Regions from separate parts of the Mus musculus genome. Here region 1 is linked to region 2. Evidence: chromatin loops called from intact Hi-C (ENCODE). Cell type or tissue: gastrocnemius. All regions are shown on one strand. Each heading gives the region's core, and the rest is flanking DNA. Links, peaks and the distances in the headings are about the cores only. Region 1 overlaps 4933406I18Rik (RIKEN cDNA 4933406I18 gene). Region 2 holds the start of Pde3b (phosphodiesterase 3B, cGMP-inhibited).

What was found. Hi-C counts contacts between places; a loop is a spot of excess contacts. Peaks named below come from ENCODE experiments on the same cell type or tissue, not always from the same donor. Only the 100,000 strongest peaks of a DNase experiment are listed, where the experiment ranks them.
Region 1: a loop joins it to region 2, with 4 times the contacts of the local background. A loop is called at or near these places in 7 of 42 quality-filtered maps.

What each region holds. Positions count from the first base shown.
Region 1 is chr7:114,320,648-114,323,563 of GRCm38, reverse strand. It overlaps 4933406I18Rik (RIKEN cDNA 4933406I18 gene), which reads left to right. Exons shown (of 4, transcript NR_029437.1): 2 at 2,313-2,424. Among named protein-coding and RNA genes, the nearest start is that of Psma1, 46 kb to the right of the region's middle. In gastrocnemius, for the core only: no CTCF peak of the experiment used is centred there; DNase peaks (open chromatin) are centred at 365, 615 and 1,732; H3K4me3 peaks cover 257 bases; H3K27ac peaks cover 2,156 bases.
Region 2 is chr7:114,412,877-114,415,767 of GRCm38, reverse strand. It overlaps Pde3b (phosphodiesterase 3B, cGMP-inhibited), which reads right to left and starts at 514. Exons shown (of 16, transcript NM_011055.2): 1 at 1-514. The coding sequence starts at 217. 4933406I18Rik (RIKEN cDNA 4933406I18 gene) reads left to right here and starts at 607. Exons shown (of 4, transcript NR_029437.1): 1 at 607-905. In gastrocnemius, for the core only: no CTCF peak of the experiment used is centred there; DNase peaks (open chromatin) are centred at 201, 649 and 1,084; H3K4me3 peaks cover 1,374 bases; H3K27ac peaks cover 1,247 bases.

The DNA.
Region 1 (2,916 bases), core at 184-2,683, 92 kb after region 2:
AGTCCATGTGTGTCTACATTCAGTTTTTCTTTCCTACTGTTATATCTCCTTTGCTAGGGAATACATTTAAAATCACTGTCAGACTCCTGGTTTCTATCTCTGCCCTCTCTGCTAACCAGGCTTTTACCCCCAGCCTAGAGTCCACTTGGGTGGAAATGCACCCTATAATGAACCCGGAGTTAATCATCTGCAGGTTTCCCCTGATAAGTCACAGTATGTTTGCTGTGCTCCTTCCAAGAGTCAACAGCAGCTGCAGGGATGTGCCCACAGTGGCCTATGGCATGCTGAGTGCTGGTCCAGATGGGAGGCCATGTGCTGGGGGAGTACTTGTGGCTGAATACTACTATCTGGAATGCCTCCGTTGCCCTGAAGGTGCTTGTCTGGGACTGCAATGGACACAGCTTAGAGATGCCAAAAACTGAGCCAAAATTCACTGGGCGTACAAATGCCCTGACGTCAATGGAATTTACTCATAATTTAGGCCTCATGTGTGATGTACTGTCTGAACCAAATGATCTGTCAAAACAATCAGGGAGTAAGAGGAAAGGACTGAACAGGGAGAGGGAACAGGAGGAGAAAAAGGAGAAGTGACAGAGAGGAGGAGGCTAGAACACAGCAGGAGCTGTGCTGGTACAGGCACATTTGGCTCCTGGGGCCAACGGTCCCTGTAAGTTTATTAGAGCATCAGTGCCAAGTAAAACATGGCCTTTTACGGCACTGAATTACGTGAGTGCAGAGCTGTTAAAATCAGTGTAGCAAAAATCCAGCTGGCTTTGGCCAGCGCCACAAAGTACAAAATGATAATCGTACACACTGCCAGCACCTACCTGAGTTTCCCAGATGTGGTGGCCAGGACAGACTTGCTGGGATATACATCTCCACTCTTTAAAGCAAGGAATCTGCACTCAAGCAGTGAACACCTGCCAATATTATCACTCTGTTCAGAAGAGAATTTATTATGAAGTGCACAGAATTTCAGCCTTAGATTCCTTCCCTTGCCTGGATGCCTGGAGTCATAAAATGTTCAAGTGTGGTAAAGAAACAGATTTTAGTCACCAAGAGTGAGTATGCTAGCATTTCTGGGAAACTGCCTAACTAGATCTAAGGAGAAAATAACCCAAATCTTCACAATTCTTCTGATCACTTGTTATGATTTATTTTTTGATTCTAAACAAAATCCATATTTATAGCTATTTTTAAACCTTTAAATTATTCTTATTGGAAACAAAAAAATTATTAAATTTCAAATTCTACAAAATCTAATTCTATCCCTATCTGCCCCTACTGCCTTCTTCCCTGGTAACTACATCTTGATTTTCATTTGTGGAAAGGTCTAGTCTATCCAGCCAGTAGTAGACACATGATCCAGGCCTGTCCAATCAGGGAGACTGTAACTGGTTCAGAAATAAACGCACGATTCGATTTGTGGTAGTGAGAATCAGGGCCAAAGTTTTTGCCAGATCTTCTACCAGGTTCCAATTAAAAATCTTGGGAATGCAAGTCTGACCCTGCCAACAGACACCAGGAAGTTGCCTGAAAATACAAATAGCAAAGAAGGAATCTGAGCTGAGATAAAAAAGAAGCCAGGGCATGATTGGATCAATTTACACATGGCTCAGCTGGAAAACCACCTCACTCAGTGAAGCAGGCTGTTGGATGCTTTTCCAAAGACACTTAACAGGCACAAGCCAGACGTAACAGCTCACAAGACAGACACGGAGAAAAGCCTGAATGTGCCTTTTGAGGTAATTAAACAATGCTTCACTGCTCACTAGCTCCCTCCAGCCAAGTGCACAGCATGGAATTCAACACCACCACCACCACCCACCCACCCACCCACCCACCCACCCCAGTAGGCTTTGATGACTTGACAGGAAAACTTCTGACTTAATCAAAGGAAGACAGACCAGATACGACCATCAAGAGATTGATGACTTACAACAGAAACCAACTCAACCAGGCCCTCTGCTTTCTTCTTAAATTTTTTTAAAGATTCATTTATTTTTGTGTATGAGGGTTTTATCTGAATGTGTGTGTATGTACCACATGTGTGCCTGGCATCCACAGAGGCCAAAGAGGGCTGGGAGCACAACCCCTGGGCCTCTACAAGAGCAAGTTCTCTTTTCTGTTGAGCCACCTCTTCAGCAATGAATGTGGTTTCTAATAACCAGTCCAGAAAGCCTCTGTTACTCCCTGAGGATGAAAATAACATCTGGTAGGGTGAGCAGGAGCTCCTCATCTGCATTTACCATCTCCTCTTTTAAGACGCAGCAAATTGTTTGAAGCATTTATTTCTCCTGATTGTGTTACAGATGTTATGAAGAATGTGCTAATGGAGCCAGGCACTAAGACTGCTCTATTAAAATCATCTAGCATATTGTATCCACTTGTCTTCTATGGATGTACAATTCAAGAAGATCAAAGGTATTCTTTAAAATCTATAAATGAAATTAAAATATCATCTAGAAACAATCTGGCTTTTTATTCAATGAGAAAAATTATTAATAAAATTTGCACGTTTTTCTGAAAAAGTTTATACAATTATATATCACTCGGGGTAAATATCTAATTAGACACATTTGCATAATAGAGTCTACCCAAAAGGGTGTTTCCTAACTCCAGAGGACTTCCTCTTGGGAAATACTATATAATTTTCTAGATTTATAGAACAGTTGTAAGTTGCAAAGCTATTTCTGCTTTAATACTAACAAGCATTGTAAGGCAATCGTGAATATTGCATTTGTCTTTAGATAGATCTTCAATATTCCAGAATTTTCAATTTGCCATATTAAAAATATAAGTATAAAAGTATATTAAAAATATGACTTGCTTGGGGAGCTAGAGAAATGAGTCAGCAGTTAAGAGCACTTGCTGATCTTCCACAGGACGCCAGTCTGACTTCAAACATCCATGTCA
Region 2 (2,891 bases), core at 1-2,500:
GGCGTGCCCCGGCGCGGAGCGAGGCCGCCGGCGGCTCCACGTTGCAGAAGCGGCAGAGGTGGAAGAAGAAGCTGCGCGGAGGGTCCTGCCGCAGCGGGCTCACGCAGCTCTTCACGTAGCCGTTGCGCAGGCTCTCGGGGGGCGAGGCGGCCGAGGCTGGCGGCGGCGGCGGGGACCTCATGGCTGGCGCGTCCCGCTCGCGCTCGTCTTTCCTCATGGCCCCGGGCCGCCGGGGGGCCGCTGGCGCTTGCCGACCCCGCGCCGCCCTCCGCGTTCTGGGCGCCCCGAGCTTCGCAGAGCGGTCACGGCTGCGCCCGCCGCCGCCACCGGCCGGGATCCCCGGCGCGCGGGCTGAGGGGCGGCGGCGTCCGCCTCATGCCGGCCACTGAGAGCGGCGAGAAGGGCTTCTTGGTGTCCCGGGACCGCCGCGGACGCCTCTTCCCTTTTCCCTCAAGCGCGGCTCGGGACGGGAGACGGCGGCGTCGCCTCCCAGCTCCCGCGCGCTGCAACAGTTACCTCACGGCCGCAGCCTGGTCCGTTGGGCGCGCGATCGGGCGCTCCTCCCCCGCGGCTGCCCCTGCCGGGCGCGCGCCCCGCCGGCGGCCCCGCGCGCTCCCGTAGCTCGGCCGGTCGCCACTGGGGCGGCCGCGGCCCGCGTCAGGATGCGCATCCGGGACCCCGCGGGGGAGCGCGCGCCCACGGCCCGGCTGGTCGCTCCAGTGAGACAGCCGTCGCGTCAGGCTGCCAGACTTGGACCCCTCGGGGAGCGCGCGCGGGCCACCGAGAGCTCCACTGCTGAAGTCGGAACCCCTACCCCCCGGACTGCCACAGAGCGGCGAGCTCTTTGGCAGATGGGAGGGACTGATCACAGTCCTGAGACGCCCCGAAGCACAGTCCCCTTTGAGGTAAGTCACATACAAGACCCACTCAGGTCACTGCGAGGTCTTGGGGAGACATGGACCCCAAGGGCAGTGCCTAGTGAGGTGAGAGCTCATGGTGTGCCCTCAGACTGTGAATGGAGACATGAAGCTGGAGGCTCAGCCAACACTGAGGCCAGACCAGAATGAAGAAACTCAACACTGTCAGTCACATCTGGCTTCCAGGGCAAGGGAGATTTGGGGCCCAGCAGCAGGCCTTGAATCCCTTCAGGGGCTCAAGGGAGGAGGACCCCTGGAGAGTGCACTCTGATAGCGAGCACGTCTTGCTGAAGAACCCTTTTCAGTGAGGCTAAGAACTAATATCCAGTCCTGTGATTAGCATCCTTGCCAGACATGCACTGTTTCACATAGACCTGCTGTCCCAAAGGTTCTTTCCAAGTGAGAGACTTGTTCTGTGCAACGGTGTGTTTTGTGGGGTGTGTTCTTTGGGGAAAGGAGGGAAGGGAGTCCCACAGTCCTAATACCACTATCAACTTGAATGGGGTTGGCCTTGAAAGAAGCCAATTATGTTTTCTGTGAAAGACCTGTGAAACTGGTACACTAGGAAAGACAAAAGTAGAAGTGATATTAGCAAAGACAGACGTAAAGGTTGGAGAAAAGAACTTTGCTGAATGAAAGGGATTGCCCTGGAATCCAACCAGTCATAACTGCCTTAGAAAGTGTAAACTGTTTCCCTCCACTGAAACTCCCTTCAACCTCATGACAGGCCTGCTTTTCTTAAAAAGCTAATTCCACATTTTTCCAGGGAGATGAGAAACCTTACTGTGTGGTAAATCCCACAAACAGACCTATTTTTCACCAATTAATCTAAGCCCATAGCCATGACCTAAAGCAGACCATTTTCATATATAGTCATAATTCACACACATAATAGAAATCACTGAAGAATTAACACAAGAATTTGACAAATGTGGGAAAAGACCAGAATTTCCTTGGCTTTTTTATGTGTTAGATAAAGAAAAAATATTTAATGGAGTGTTCAAATGGTTACCCAAATGTCCTAAATGATAAAAATTCACTGAATCTTTTTTTCCACTAGACATGAAAAGAGGAAACTCATTTTAGCTAAACTCAACAAGTATCTTTTAAATCCTGTACATAAAATCATCACAGACCACACACCCCCCAAACACACACACAGAATCAATTGAAGACTAAATAGGAAACTTGACCTACATATTTTGAGTTCATATAGAAGGGCATGACAAAACAAGCATCACCATTACTAAAATACCATTTTAGGTCATTGTTTTAAAATAAAAACTTATAAAACAAGTTAAAGTTATTGTATTGTTATTTTTAAATCTGAGCTTGTCATCTGAGATAAAATAGACATGTTAATGAAAAGATTAGTGGGCTAGACTATTAGTGGTTTTAAAAAGCTACAGTGTCTGTATGCCAAAACCATAGAGGTATCTTTAGGATTCATTTTTCAAATTGATACAAGCAACTTTTGAATTATTTGTGCACCCCCACAAAGTAACCAAAATTTCATTGTTCATAAATGAAGAGGACTGTACAAAGGATTATTGCCTGGAAAATAGAATTCAAAGCCACTTTTATAAATCTGCTTTGCTTAGCAGTTCTTTAAACATCTTTTAGCTGTTGTCAAGATTTTTGTAGGTCTAAAAGTCTGACTTTCTCAAAAGCCCATAGACAGAACACATCCCTCTGTACACCAACCCAGGGCCTGAGGATTCTGAAATAAAATGTAAGGATTGTGACAAGACAATCAGAAGTTTACTTAACAAAAAGAATGAGCTAGCTATGTTTATAATAACTCCCTTCTCTATTTATAGTCTCTGTCAAAGATTACTAGGCTGCATTTCTTAGAGGGCAAATTAATTATTCTTCTACCAAACTTAAACAACTAATAGATTTCCTTAGTTCTCATCTTCAAGTTCAAGAACATATGACTGTTATATGTTGTGACAGAGACCTAATATATACACT